Regions from separate parts of the Homo sapiens genome. Here region 1 is linked to region 2. Evidence: chromatin loops called from intact Hi-C (ENCODE). Cell type or tissue: A673. All regions are shown on one strand.

Region 1 (8,000 bases), 150 kb before region 2:
ACCTTTATCAGCTTTTTTTGAACATCCACTAATATTTTACTATAGAATACTTTTTTATTTTTATTTTTAATAAAATGTTTATTCTGAAATTGTGATATCTCAATTATATTAACTGACCAGTAGTTTCTTTTTTAATGAGACCCTGCTTTGAATGTTAAACTTTTTGGGATAATGGAAAAGGAGCTAGGACAATTCTTGCTTTCAAGTAAAATTGTGACTGAGCAGAAAATCAGCCAGCTATCTTGGTGCAGAGAGGTACTCCAAGTCCCGTGGAGTTGTGATGACTTCCATGTAATATTTTCATGAGGATTTCATTCTGACACATTTTTGTATCCTCAAGCTCCATTTATCTAGGCCTTTTCTGAGCACGTAAGGAAAACAAAACAAAATCCTTCAAGATTCAGGCTCTATATTATTATTATTTTATTTTTGACCATTAGATCCCCTCACCCTTTTTCTTTCAACCATGACTCGAATTTCTATATGTTAATATTTTAGAGCACAGAATATTTGCTTTTTTGTTCTCTTTTTGTCCACTGTTCCCCTGTTCCAGCCCATCTGACTTCCCAAGGAGAGATGACTGCCTACATATGGGCTATAATACAGGACTCCTTATTCTTGATTTCTTCAACCAATTCAATCATAGGCTCTTAAAATTCTGGGACTGCAGGTTCCTGACACAGTTTACCACTAAAGCAATAAACAGTTCAGTTATTAAATACCAGAAGGGAAAGGTAGTAATGGGCAAGGTAGTCCATCAAATAATGAAGACCTCTGGTTAATACATAATTAAGAGGAGTATTCATTCATTGTAGATTCATTCTCATCTCCCTTCCTACCTGCTTCTACCACCTGCTCACAAATAAGCCTCCTTCCTCCTGTTCTTTCCTTTGCCCTAAATTCTATTCTAAAACGGTGCTCAAATTAACTAGAGCTCAAATGTTAATAAACCTATAAGTCAGGAATACATTTAGCTTACTTCTCCCCGCTTACAGGCATAACACAATTACCAACTTACTAGAGCTAATGGGCAATTCTTCCCATGAGGAAGAGATGTAATAAAAATTTCTAGCTAGAAGAGTTTTTTTTTTTTTTTTGGCAGGATGGAAATGAGCAAGTGTCTTATTACAGTCATATGTACAGAGCCTTATTCTCCCGAACACACTGACTATCCTCCTGGATACCTAGTATGGTGTTGAGGTCTAAGTGACAATAAGGGGCTTACCTGAAATTCAAAGCCAGATCTGTTTGACCCCAAATGCCATGGTCTCTTTGAGACTATCAATCAGCTCACTAGCTTCTAAACTTATTTAAAGGAGGGTCCATAGGTGCTTTTGCTCATGGTTTTGTCTTCAGCACCAAACTCAGTGCCTGACACCTAGGAGATCTAATCAATGAATAAATGCTTCTGAACACAAGTCATCTCGTGGGGGGGACACAGTGACATTCCATTGACATACACCATAATCATTAACAACTATCTTCCCTCTAGGGATGTATTTGGCTCTTTTCATCAGGGACCACAAAGATTTTTAATATTACATGACAATAAATGTATATGGTTTTCTGAACATACAATATGCAGAGTAGCAATGTTTTTTCATGAAAAATAGTAGAGCAAAATGAGTGAGTTACGCAGACTGTAAAAGAAATACAATTAAATCAATTAGTTTCTGTGTAATTCATTCTGGCTCACTTCTCACAGAGTCCTCACAGGTGAGTTCAAAAGACAAACCATTCTCACTCTGACCCGTCCGAGGGTGATCTTGAGAAGTGGGTCGTGCAGTGTACATGATGCACTTCACCACAAGAGCACTACACACCCAAAGAAATAAACATTTCAAACACCAGCAAGGAAATTATTTCAAAGCCTTCACAGTATTAAAGTAGGAAATCTCACCAGTCAGGAAGAAAATTAAATAAACATCAAATGACTAATTCCTTACCTTGTGGCATGAATATTGTTTTTGTTTGTTTGTTTTGTTTTGTTTTCCTCGGATTTCAGGCTGGGAACTAGGTGGCCTTCCCCACATGAAGGTAAAAGAAAGCAGAAGAAAGCTGATGATTAAGCCATAATGGGGAAAAAGAAACTGTGTTCCCTAGCTGGCTGTAGAGAAATTTTCAAAATGTTTTCAACATCTGAATGAAGATTCTGTCAACATACACGCGGTGACCTCGGATATGGTTGTCAGGAGTGTTTGGGGCCAAATAGGGGCAGGCAACGCTTCTCTCACCAAAGCTTAGAAATAACTCAAAGTCTGTACTGAACTGGTGCTTCACTTCTCATGGGTTCCGTTTTTGTTTTTACTTAAACATTTATTATGTAAAACTACATCTTCTGTCCCAAAGGACTAAGACCTGTTTGAAAACTAAATCCATGTTTTAATCGTTTTTGTGATGAAAATTGCTTGAGTAAAATTAAAATAAATTTCCTCTCAGAAGGGGTGTAATCCCAAGCCAACATGCTGATGAATTGGAATAACAGAAGTATCGAATTGAAGCTTTGCAAGTGTTTAAAGAAAGATTTTAGACAAACTAAATTTAGCAGAGTTTATTTGAGCAAAGAAGATTCATGAATTCAGCAGCACTCAGAACCAAGAGAGGTTCAGAGAGCTTCACCCAGCAATGTGAGCAGGCAGTATTTACTGACTGAAAAAGGAAGTGATAACGTAGAAACAGCTTGATTGGTTGCAGCTTAGCATTTGCCTTGTTCAGACATGCCTGAGCAGTTTGCAGCCCGTGACTGCCTGAAAGTTCGGCTGCTGAGATTGACTGAGGCTCTGTTATTTTCTACAAGAATGTACTCTCAAGTTAGTTTGCAATTTGTTTACATGTTACCCTAGGTTACCATTTGCTAGGTATGGAGGCAGCTTTTGGTCAAACAATTTAATTCAGCAGAAGGAACCGTGAATACTCTAACTCATTGTTTAAAGTTGGAATCCTCTTTACAGACACTGCCAGTTTACATGTAGCCTTCCATTTCTTTAGTCCCTTCTGTGGCCAGAATGCAAATGACCCCTCTATTGATATCATTTTTTAAAGGCTTGTAGTAAAATACATAACTTTTACCATGGTAATCATTTTAAAGTATAAAATTCACTGCCATTAAATATATTCACAGTGTTGTACAACCATCATCACTATATAGTTGCAGAACTTTTTCATCACCTCATTGATTTTATTTATTTATTTATTTATTTATTTATTTATTTATTTATTTATTTGAGATAGGGTCTTGCTCTGTCTCCCAGGCTGGAGTGCAGTGGCGCGATCTCGGCTCACTGCAAGCTCAGCCCCTCCAGGTTCACGCCATTCTCCTGCCTCAGCCTCCCGAGTAGCTGTGACTACAGGCGCCCGCTACCACACCCAGCTAATTTCTTGTATTTTTTTTAGTAGAGACGGGGTTCCACCGTGTTAGCCGGGGGGACTCGATCTCCTGACATTGTGATCTGCCCACCTTGGCCTCCCAAAGTGTTGGGATTACAGGTGTGAGCCACCGCGCCCGGCCCACCTCATTGATTTTTAAAACCAAACTCTTTATGACTTTCTCTTTCTCTGGATGTTAATTGACAATCTGCAAGTATCAGAGACTATCAGTGAAACAGAGTAGTATCAGACATTCATCCGGCCAGCATTTACTGAATACCTAGTATGGATAGCTCATCTAGGAATATCAAATGGGGTTGGAAGTCAGGACCCTAAATTCCAGTTTCAGGTTATTCAGCCACTATGTGTACCTACCTTCTCCCTACTCCATGTCGACAATGGAGGACTTGTAAATAAACTGACCTCTCAGGCCCACGGTGAGAATCAAATAAGATTATGTGTGTCAATCAACTTTGAGAAGCATAAGGTGCTATGCAAATGCAAGAGGAAAAGAGTGAAAGCTGTTTTGAAAAATTAAAAATCTCATTTGTGGTCCTCCAGAGAGAGCCATAACCAGGAGGTGATTAACAGACATGCATAACATTGGCTTGCTAATGAATTATCACTAATGAGAAGTCAGATAATTACATGGCTTGTTAGCATCATTTTGGAGCTTGCTTCAAACTGGTATGTAAAAGATATATCAAAACCTCTCTAATGTCTATACTCTTATTATTTTTCTTAATCTTCTATCCATCCAAACATGACTCACATTGTCAGCCACATAGGACCTTATGTCTCTGTTAAGTATCTATCTCTGTGAATGAATGATGGACCGTGTGAATGTATGAATAAGTTATCTGTATGCTATCAACGGATGAATTTGCTAGGGAAGCAATGAGTGGTTCATGGTGAATTGCATTTTTCTATAATTTGTATGGAGAGGAGTCATTGGCCCATAAAATTAGGAGAAGAGAAGAAACACCATTTTCTTTTTCATTCCACAGTTAGAAATGAAAAATACTTGTTCTACATGAAGCTAGTCTGTGTAATGCTGACTTGTCCCAAAGATCAGCACTTTATCTCCAATCTGCCAATTTGAGGCAGAAAGAAAGGTTACTTTTATAAAGAACTCCTTGCTCCCTCTGCTGGCCACACAGAGCACACCACATAGAGTAGAAGCTTCTATCATTCTCAAGGGTATGAACATGAAGATCACGCAGGGCCTTTGGGATGCAAAATCTATTTGGTTGACATAAAGTGAAGAGTCTCTTACCAGCTGCAACAAAATAATGACAGAAAACAATAATTAACATGAAAATAATAATGACTAATATGTGTTAAAACTGACTCTGCTCCAAGGACAATTTGTAGCATTTTACATGCATTTTCCTTTTGAGGAGTTTCTCTGTGGCTGGTAACAGATTACTATAATTTGGGTAGAGGTAGGAACAGAAAATGACTGTTGGTCAGACACATTAAAAAATGTTCTGTTTGGCATCAATTTTAGACCATCTCTTCTAAAGAGAGATTTTATTTCAATCTTAAAGATTCAGAATCAAGTAGGGGTCTCTCAGGTTAAAAGTCATGGTATAGACATAAATGATGAACTTATTTAGTTGGAGTTTTTCTCTGTTTTATACACTTAAGACAGACGTTATAGACCAGACATCTAGTTTTAAGAGCCCAAGCAGATGTTAAAATTGGTGCATCAATCAAAATGTATCTAAGTTCTCAAAGCACACATTGGAAAAGTTCCTAGATGGGCCTCAGTAAAAGGAAACATTCTTCTGTTAGTGTTTTGTGTTCCATCAACTTTTTTTGTTCCTGCTTCAAAATGCCAAATGCTTTGGCGGGAGCTAGTGGAATCATGTTAATATAATTTTAATGTGGATATGTTTTATTTTATAAATATTGTGAGAAAATAATATGTAGTTAAGATTGCATGAAGTATGAAAAGATGTCAGACTTAGAAATCAAGCAGATGTGGTTTTAAATGTTCTGGAACATAGGGATAATCATAATAGATAGTGCTGTTGAAAGGGCTGGAGATAACAGTGCCTAACTGGGTTCATGGCATATAGTGGGTGTGTTAGGGCTCAATAGAAAAAGATAGATAGATAGATGATGATGAAGATAGATGGATGGATGGATGGATAGATAGATGGAAAGAAGGATAGATAGATTAGATAGGCAGAAGTAGATTTGCATAATGATTTGTGCTTAAGCATTTGTGAAAGCTGGTTAACCAACTTCTGTAAGGCTATTGCCTCAGAGACTGATGCTAGAGCTCAAAGTCCACAAGGCAGGCAGGCAGGAAGGAAGGGAAGACAGACGTAAAGTAGAGAAGAACAAGGACAAGCTAGAACCGACCAGCAAGACCTGGAACTCAGGAACTCAGTAGGACAAACTATAAACTGCCAGGTCTTATGGCTGTTGCCTTAGTGGTATGGGTGTCCTGCAGAAACTGGGTTTTTTTGCAAGAGAGCTAAACACACATCTAGCCCACGAGTCCAATAAGCTAATGGAGAATCCAGTGGAAGGTGAAACCATTGTAGTCTTAGTGTCTGTATCATGCCACTTAGGTAAGCAAACAAGTAAACAGCAATACATATGAGCTATCAAAGACCTGCTGCTTTGTTCTTTCCAAATCTCACAAAAGAATCTCTTTTTTGGCCCACCCAAGCCAGAAACATACAGAAAAGGGAACCTGGAAAAGTAGTTCAGCCTTGCCAAGTTGACAGATTACAAAGCCACCACTGTAGGAATCCAGTAACTGATAACTCTTGGCATCTGTGCATTATTCATGAGGAATGCCTTCCTTTAAAAAGTTTAATTATAGGTAACATTATTTAGTTGTGTGGCTTTATTATGTGTCTAGTAATGAGGAAGATGAGAAATATTCAGGACAAACAGTGAAATACGCAGTAGCCCATGAAGTGGCAAATACAGATGGCCAGTAGATTTAATCTTGAATTCTAATACCAATTCATTAAGACTGCTGGACAGTAGTTCTAGGCTGAAAAGGATTCTAAACTATATTTATTTAACAAACTTACACTGAGTGCCTACTATATGTGAAATGCTATTCTAAATGCTGAGGATATAGCAGTGAACAAAAAGTCAAAACTTCCTGCTTTCATTCGAGTAAGGGAAGATAGTTAATAAGTAAATAAATAAGCCCCACATGTAATATAATAAATATGTTTGAGCCTTGAAGAAGCAATGCTGTGATCCATGGGCAATGTCTGAGGTTGGAAGTGGTTTCTCATGAGCATGCAGATTTCATTCTCGTTTAGAAGATCAATGACATGACAATGATGCTTCTTGGGAATTTTCAGAAAGCCCTGAGAATTTTGTCCACTGAAATCAAATCCATCTTTCAAATTTCAATTGAAAGATGATTTTCAACTTTCAGAGGTCTCTGCTCTAAGAAATAAATATGGTATTATGTTGTGTATTGGTCAGAATGGTTGAAGGAGAGAGTCTATAGAACAGCTGTAGAAGACGTGACTGAAAAGGAAAACCAAGGTCACGTTGAAGAAGACTTGACTGTAAGGCCTGTTAACGTAATATCAGACTTAAGTTGTGCAGTATGAATTTTTCCAGAAGCTCATGAAGCCAGCAGTGCTAAGGCCCATGTTGGAGTCCAATCTTCCTTTTCTATATGTAGTTGATTGTGAAGACAAAAATCAATAGGCAGTTTAGGTAGTTCTTGTTAAAACTAAATTGAAATGATTGACTTTCTTCTGGAACATGCAGATTCCAGAAATCTCTGGGCCTCATTATGGACAGATAAATATTTACTCTTAAAGTTTTATAGCATAGAAAAAAGCAGATGCAATCCAAACATCGTGGGGAAAAATGCAAGAAAACTAGGTCTTTATGCAACAATTTAAGGTAATAATGTGTCCAATAAAGAGGGGTTAATGTGCCCTGACTACTGTGAGAACAAATTTATGGTCAAAATAAAAGCTCAGACTCTGGTAAACTTGGGGAAAGGGGAGAGTTATGATCTGTAGTGAATGACTCCAGTGTTCTTAAAAGAAAACCCAATGGGTTCCTCTCTACCCCTAGAAGGCTCTATTCCTACAAGTAAAAGTTGTTTTTTTTTTTTCTTGAATCAGTAAGTACATCAGACTGGTGGAGAGGGTTTATATGAGGCAAAAATAGATGTGTCTGAACAAGTTCAAGTCACTCTAGGATCTGTGAATGTTGTCTGGGCAGTGTCATATATGATGCAAAGAGCACCTACTAATAAAATACAAATGCCATTATTAGAAAGAGAAAAAAAAAAATAAAAGGAGGCTCAGCCTCAATGATTTGCATTAACTGAGGTGGGATAAATTGGTAGAAGTTAGGATGGCCCAGCGGGGAAGAAAGTCAAATGCTTCAAGTGATATAAAAATGTAAAGTTCCAAAGTCCCTTAAGATTGAAATCCAATTTCTGAAACTTGAAGGTCAATACAAATGTTTTATCAGACAATTTCTAAATGTTAGGTAATGTATTCTTTAGCTATTACATCATAATTCAAATGATGATTCTAGGTGATACTCTCTGCTCGATCTTTCCCTTCCTAGTCATAGACCTGGTACAAGGCCTCGGGGCATTCCATTTTCAGACCATGCTTTAT
Region 2 (8,000 bases):
TGTTATGATCTCAATAGAGATTCATTGAGGTGGAAACACAGTTAAATCACCCACTGCTCCCTGCTGTGTTGTGACCACTTGGGAAAAGAAAGGAAGAGTCTAATGGGGATTAACTTCCTGGCAAAGCTGGCCAGAGAACTCAGCAAGTCCTCCCACTTGCCTCCTTAATCTAAACTTGAGTAAGCCCAGACTTAAGCCAAGAATGGCAGGCAGAGAATTTGGAACTAAGACAGCAATGACCTCCTGGATCCCCAGAAGCAAACTCTGTTGGATTTGCTTATCACATGGAGTAAGGCAAACTATCTCTTTCTAAGAGTAGGATACCCAAGAACCCAAGAGGAAAAAAAAGAACAAGGGGACCAGGAGGAAGATGACCCCATTGTCTTGGTATCAGATAGTGGCTCTCTCTGCCTGCCACTCTAATAAAGCTTCACAGATGTCAGGTTCTCTCCAGGCTCAATCATCACACAAGGAGCTCCCACACACTACAATCAATGAGGAGAGACATGTAAAAGGATTGAAGGGAGTACTGTAAATAAAGAGAAAATAAAGATTCCTGTTGAAAAAAAAAATTTTATTTTTTTATTTGCTATCACTTTTATTTATTATTATACTTTAAGTTCTAGGGTACATGTGCACAACGTGCAGGTTTGTTACATATGTATACATGTGCCATGTTGGTGTGCTGCACCCATTAACTCGTCATTTACATTAGGTATATCTCCTAATGCTATCCCTCCCCCCTCCCGCAACCCCACAACAGGCCCCGGTGTGGTGTTCCCCTTCCTGTGTCCAAGTGTTCTCATTGTTCAATTCCCACCTATGAGTGAGAACATGTGGTGTTTGGTTTTTTGTCCTTGTGATAGTTTGCCGAGAATGATGGTTTCCAGCTTCATCCATGTCCCTACAAAGGACATGAACTCATCCTTTTTTATGGCTGCATAGTATTCCATGGTGTATATGTGCCTCAACAGGTGCTGGAGAGGATGTGGCAAAAAAAACAGCCTCTAACCTTTCCTTTTCCTGTGCCTTCTCAGATATACAGCAAACCTTTTACTTCTTATTAACACACGATGTTGGGGAACATTGTCTTTTCTTCTTTACCCTGTAGCCCATCATCTTCTGTGGGCACCAAGCAATTTCCCATGTTTACTCCGAAGGCTGTTCACATAAGTGAAACCATTTGCACTGCACGCTGTAAAGGAAGGGAGGTTATGGCCCTTGGATCCAAGCTGAATAATTCAGACACAGTCTCATTCCTACACATCACTCTCCCTTATTTAACCCTGCATTGTTATTTTTATTTATTTTTTTTCTTTTGAGAGGGAGTCTCGCTCTGTTGCCCAGGCTGGAGTGCAATGGTGCAATCTCGGCTCACTGCAACCTCTGCTTCCTGGGTTCAAACGATTCTCCTGCCTCAGCCTCCCCAGTAGCTGGGACTACAGGTGTTCGCCACCATGCCTGGCTAATTTTTGTATTTTTAGTTGTGATGGGGTTTTACCATGTTGGTCAGGCTGGTCTTGAACTCCTGACCTCAAATGATCTGCCCACCTCGGCCTCCCAAAGTGCTGAGCTTACGGATATGAGCCACCACACCCAGCCTCCTGCATTGTTGACTAATTGATTTATATGTCTATGACCCACCCTATCCCTGAGCCCCAACTTTAGAGCAAGATCCTAAAGGGAGCATAGCATGTTGGTTGGCTGTCGAGACCTTCTTTCCACAACAGTCCATGCCAGCACACCCTGTGGATTCCATAAATGCCTATGCTCCTGATCCATTTATTAAGTTTCTGTGCATGCCTAGGGCAGGGGCAGGTCCTTGCCCTGAGGGAACCCATTATTTAATAACAATCTATAGATTCCGGAGCTGCTGGTGGCAGGGATGCTTTCTCACAGGTCCCATGGGCTTTGGGGGGAAGATTTTCAAGAAGATTAGGAGATGAATTTGTTTTGAAAGACAGTACAGAGTTAGCCTTGACTGCAAATTGGACATTTTATTGCATTTGTCTGATGGATAATCACAGATAAAGACTTTGATCTTTATCCCCATGGCAGCAATAAGAAAAAGGCAGGAACTCTGTGTACTATCTTTTATTTCTTTTCTCTGCAGTTCTGGGAAAATTGAGCCTATTTAAATGCTCAGAAGAGTCTCTCCTTGTGCTCTTAAATGTTGCTGGGCGTTAACCACTCTGTCTTTGTCCCCGACAATACCATGATAAGATGGAGATAGGGGAGGGACTGTGAAGCTCTTCTCTCTCAGCAGAAAGACTAATGGATGGGGAAGAATAAGAATGTTGAAAGGAAAGAAAAGGAAGAATAGAGGATTAAATGCTGAGTGTCATGGAAAAGATCAAGGGAAGAATTACAACAGCAGTGCAGCATGGCCGTCCCAATGAATGCAAGAGATCAGATTGGGGCTTTATTCTTCAGACACAAGATGCTGATGGTCTGTGGCCCAGATTGTCAACATCAGGACCTTTTACTCTTCAGATAGATTCTCCCCCCATGATCAAACCAAGTGAAGCATTCCACAATTAAACTTGTGAACTGACTCAAAAAAAAAAAATGGGCATGTGGAGAAGCTGAAATGGAATTCAGGGAGTTTGATAGTACCAGATGAAGCTTCTTCCCTCCCACGATGTATTTAACTGACTCCACTGGCTATAGAATCACTATGTTTGTTGATCATGTTTATCAAGGGCAGAAAGTAACTTTCACTATAAAATGAAGACTATATTAACTCTTATTTATCCTTACAAAGGAGTTGGCCAAATGCCAGTTCCTTCAAGGCTTGAGATGAAGTCTGGTGCACTAGAGCGGATGTGTGCAGGTGGTACACATAGGTACCAGGGTGCAAGCACACAGGCCCACCCATTCTAGGCAGCTGGGCTATGCTGCTGAGCCACAAGTGTCTGACCCTATTTGGACAAAGAGACTTAAATGTAGACATTATTTACCACCATGTCCAAAGGGGATTACATGCAGAATCATTTCATTTTCATGTTAACTTGTGGGATACTTTATATGATTAGTTTTAAGTCTAATACATTGTAGTCTTCATTCTGTCTTTATTTCCCCGTGTTTTAATGTAACCATAACATTGTAACTAGCCTGGACCTCACTTGACTTTTGAAATGCCCTGTGTGTATATGTGTGTGTGCGCATGTGCACGCATGCACATTGGACAGAGCAGCGGAAGGGTCTTAAAGTGAAAGGAATTCTGTGCTGAAAATTAAGTTACACAGAATGTAGAAATGATTGCCAGTTTTGCTCACCAGCCCTTTATTTATTTTTCAACAGCAGCACAAATCCCATAACAATTAATTCTGTACCTAGCCCCGGGAACCACAGGTACACCCAGTACAATGTGTAGCAATAGTTAAAACTTCTGGAAAGAAAACAAACTTCTAAGGTTGCCTCATAATCAGGTCTCTCCTCTAACATGATTTTGAATGACACATGTAAAAGAATGACCTCTAGTGGTTAGATGCCAAACCTACAGTGCTGTAATTAAGAACCAGATCTTAATGGGTGGGGGTGGGACTGTATTCAAGCAGTTATTATACAAAGCAGCATGAGGCATCCTAATAGAGAACACACACCCACCCAACTTTCTCTCTTATAACTTAGCAATTATACTGGAAAGGCATCAAAGTTCGCATATCTCATAGAAACCTAGAATTAGATCAGGGGCTTGTAGCTTCTTTCTCAATATGACACTATACACAGTATTTGCTCATACTTCTACTTAAAAATTCCCAGTTACTAGACACATTGTACTGGTAATTTATCTTTATTTTCTTCCTGCATAATAATAAACTCTGTTTTTCTTTGAGGAATAATTTTCCCATGTGCCTAATTTAGGGAAAGGGAGTGGGAGATAGAGCATATTATTCTACATCTCAGTGTAAAAGTGAAATGTGGACAATCACTTCCTCTTCCCTTGCAGCTAGAATCTAAGCTCATGAACTAAGAGTAAATAGTCATCTTCCTCCCCAGTAATTCAAATCTGGAATGAGGGGGTTGGTGATTGATAGTGGCAGTTAGGTACATGCCCGAAGGAAGTATCTAGAAGTAGAGGCAATGTCTAGCAGGTTTTGCAGTGGTTATGTCCAATGCATCTAGCATGTTATGCATCATTTTCAGGCCAGAGTATTCATCCAGAACTGTATTATTTCTTTATTCTACCTCTTTTTAAAGCTTGGCCTTTCAGGCTCCCAACATTCTATAGTATCTCAGCAATTTTATTGCTTAGACAACCAAAGTTGTCTTCTCTTGCTTGCAACCAAGAATTCAAATAGGTCAGTCTGTTTCATCAATGGTATACACCTCCTTATTATAGACACTGCCATAAGACTTGATGCTACCTTCTTCTGCAATTTGATATTCCTTTGGTGTAAGTTGAAAGTCTTAATGTGTTCTTATTAGTTTTCAAAGCCTTGGTGTTTCTGTGCTAACACTTCTACAGAGAAAGAAAATCATTTGCTAAAATTTAAATAACTAGAAGACAATTGCTTAGCTATTTTAATTAATTTGGGGTGGGGTGTGCTGTTATTGTTTTTGTACCTCCACTTTGAGGTGATATAAGCAAAGGAAACAAAATGTGCACATTGAGAATTGGGTTAAAAATAATAGACCTCAGACCTCTGTGAGTGGGGTATATTTCCTGTACAGACTTCTATACAGGTATATGTCTCATATAGACTTCCATATAGGTATATTTCTTGTATAGACTTCTAATTTTAACTATGAACTCCTTGGGATTTCAGGGAAATAAAAATATAAAAGAAGCCAGTTTTTCTTGTAATGTCTTATGAAAATCTGTTGATCTTATGGTGCCTGCCAGCACCATGGGAAAAGGCAACATAATGGCTTAGTCCAGCTCAAGGGTATGAGGTGTCTCATTATTCCTTCCATGAAGGGATTTTTCTGTAATCTTTCAGTTCTCTAATCAGCCACTCTCACCTATGTCCCACCCACTCTTATCACAATAGCATCCCATATCTCACATTAACAGGAAAGACAGAAAAGACAGACTTTGTCTATTTTTCCTACCAATATATGCCTCCAATAGTTCTATGACTTTCTTGTGTACACTAAAACGTTTAAACCTTTCAGATTCAACTGGATTATATACTAGCATCCCCATATGAAAATAAGACTGGGCCAGTGTTATATAAATCCTCCACAGCAAATAGAATACAAATTATGCACAGCGTTAACGTTAGACTTCATGGGAAAGAAGATCAAAAGATTGCCCTGGAAACATATGAAGTTAGAGGTGACATATACCCAGAAATGTTTCAAGGCAGAAGAAAGGAAGGCTCTGACCAGTCAGCAGTCCTTAGTCCTATAAGTTGGATAATCAGCACAGCTCATTCCAATTCAATTTGACTCTCTTTTTTAAACCTGAATAAATAGTAAATATTTCTACCCAGAGTGATACATCTTTAACATCTTTAATTCTCATTGTACGAAAAGAATATTCACTTTGAAAATCAACAATATTTAGTAGGTCGAAGGATACAAAGTTGTAGTTACATGGCATAAACAAGTCTAGAGATCTAAATGTACAACATATGGACTATAGTTAATAAAATTGTATTGTCTTAGGGTTTTTTGTCAAGTAGATTTTAGCTATTGTTATCACAAAAAAGTAACTATATGAGATGATAGATGCATAATTTGCTTTACTGTTGTAACTATTTTACTACCTACATGTATTCCATAACACATACTGTAAACCTCAAATGTACACAGTAAAATTTACTTTAAAAAAAAGAAAATCAGCAATATCCAGAACTGTCAGAGTAAAACTCCATTTTGTTCACAATAGTGTACTTACTGTCCACTCCCCTAGCAAAATAAATTTGAACATGGTAGATTTTATGATGATTTACAGCAAAGACAGTTTTTAAGATGCTTCTGTTAGCCAGAAAACAAGCGTAAGCATAAAGGGCTTTGCCTGATTCTTCAGCTTACCAGTGTTGCCATGTGTTTCCTCTTCCAGTTCTACATACAGGAATTGAACAACCTCTGAACATCTCCCTTTGAATAGGCAGTGTATTAATTGCCTTGAAAATACAGTGTTTATTGGAGATAACCACAGATCTTCTGTAAACCTATCACCCATTTTAGCAAAGCATTCAGAAGCAGTCAATTGTCCTATTGAACAAATATGATCAACCTTTCCATAGCTGAGTCTTACTACACATCCATCAAAAACACAAAATAGTATGTCATCATGAACATTTGTAGAAGCTAGGATCAATTGGAGTTGTTTGAAGAAAAAAAAAATGGCCAAGAAACTCAAGTGACCTTATAAGCAGGAAAAAAAATACTAGGAATATTGATAGCAGGAAATCAAAGTATCAATCCATAGAAAGCAAGAGGGAGGCAGAATAAATTAAATGGCCCCTTAGTTCCTGGACTATATCCCTCTAGAGCAGTGCTCCAAAACACACATAAACACACACCCATAAGCAATACTTACCATCATGTTGGGTAATCTTGACCCAGTAGACACAGACACACAGACACACACACACACACACACACACAAACACACACACACACACACACACACACACACACACACACTCCCCATACCCTTAAATCAGGTTATGTCCTGACATTTCCCTACTTTTGCTATTATGGAGGAATAATTTATGCACAGCAAAGTACATAGATTTTCAGTGTACAGTTGGATCAGTTTTAACACACATTTTTAAGTTTCTCCTGGCTCTCAGGCACTTTTTTGTAGGCACCGAGATTGTTAGCCATAAGTAAAACAAATCCCCTGACTTCAAGGAACTTACATTCTAGCAGAACATGCAGATAGTAAACCATAAATATACAGAAAAACAGACTACAAATCAAGGTGAAAAGAGAAGGTGCATTATTCACAAATGGGGGTAATGGAACTTATCCTCAATACGATGACATTTCAACAGATCTGAAAGTGGTGAGAGATTGAGCCATCCAATTCTCTAACGAATGCAAATGCAGGCAGAAGAGAATGTATACACTTATGTTGCCGTCACCCAAACAATACATGGAACATTCCCAACACTCCAAAAGGTTTCTGTACCCTTTTCAGTCAGCCCTCTCCCCTACCCAGATAACTACTATTCTGATTTCTTCTATCATAGATTAGTTGTGCATATTTATGGACTGTATATAAATGGAATCATACAGTATACACTCGTTTGCGTTGCCCGATGCATTTCACTAAATTCATTTTTAGCTCCCTAGTGGGTTGCAACCCAGTTTGAAAAACAAATTGATTTAACATATACCATACATCAGATTGACTTGGTGGGCTTAAAAAATGCAAATTGTCAGACCCCCACAGAGATTCTGATTAAAATGTAGATTACTGGGTCCACTCCAGACCAATAAAAGCGTACATCCTAGTGTGGTGCTGCAGGTTGTTCAAAGACTACACTCTAATATGGTTTACAGATGAGTTTCTCAATCACTCTAAACAATGCTTTCACCACCTCCCCACCTCTATCCCAGCTAAGAAAAGACAGTGACTCCTTGTTTACTGCTTATGGAATCAAGCCAAGTACCCTTGTCAGATGTGTGAGGCCTTCCATCGAAGAGTCTTACTTTCCTGGCTGACACACCTTCCTGTTACTCAGCAACAGCAATGAGAATCTCATCTGTTTAGTGACCTCTCCTGCCCAGTCATCCCTCCACCGTGGAATCCAACGCTAAATTTCTACTGCATGCAAGAACCTATCATTGCTTGTTAAGTTGAATGACAGCCTCAGATTTATATTCCCTGGAAACTGTGTTGGTCATGGGTGGATCTGTGAATAATAGCCAAGTCTGTAAGGCATTACAGGTTCATTCAGAGGTAGATTGATTGACTTGTGTTATTAATTCTCCTCCACAAAATTGTGTTCTGTGCTATTTCTCTGTTAAAGAGAGCATTCTTTGGCTCTACCACCTTGTTAGAACATTGGTACTATGTGGTCTCCTGGGTATAT

What was found. Hi-C counts contacts between places; a loop is a spot of excess contacts. Peaks named below come from ENCODE experiments on the same cell type or tissue, not always from the same donor. Only the 100,000 strongest peaks of a DNase experiment are listed, where the experiment ranks them.
Region 1: it touches region 2 in a loop (2.6-fold over the local background); 7 of 110 quality-filtered maps call a loop at or near these places.

The regions. Positions count from the first base shown.
Region 1 is chr10:105,947,047-105,955,046 of GRCh38, reverse strand. No RefSeq gene overlaps it. Among named protein-coding and RNA genes, the nearest start is that of LINC02627, 130 kb to the right of the region's middle. In A673, a CTCF peak has its summit at 4,523 (motif pointing left); DNase peaks (open chromatin) are centred at 2,706 and 4,506; H3K27ac peaks cover 1,806 bases.
Region 2 is chr10:105,792,911-105,800,910 of GRCh38, reverse strand. All of the region lies in intron 3 of LINC02627 (long intergenic non-protein coding RNA 2627), which reads left to right. Among named protein-coding and RNA genes, the nearest start is that of LINC02627, 23 kb to the left of the region's middle. RefSeq lists a silencer at 3,386-3,680. In A673, a CTCF peak has its summit at 3,499 (motif pointing left); DNase peaks (open chromatin) are centred at 80, 1,860 and 3,490; H3K27ac peaks cover 455 bases.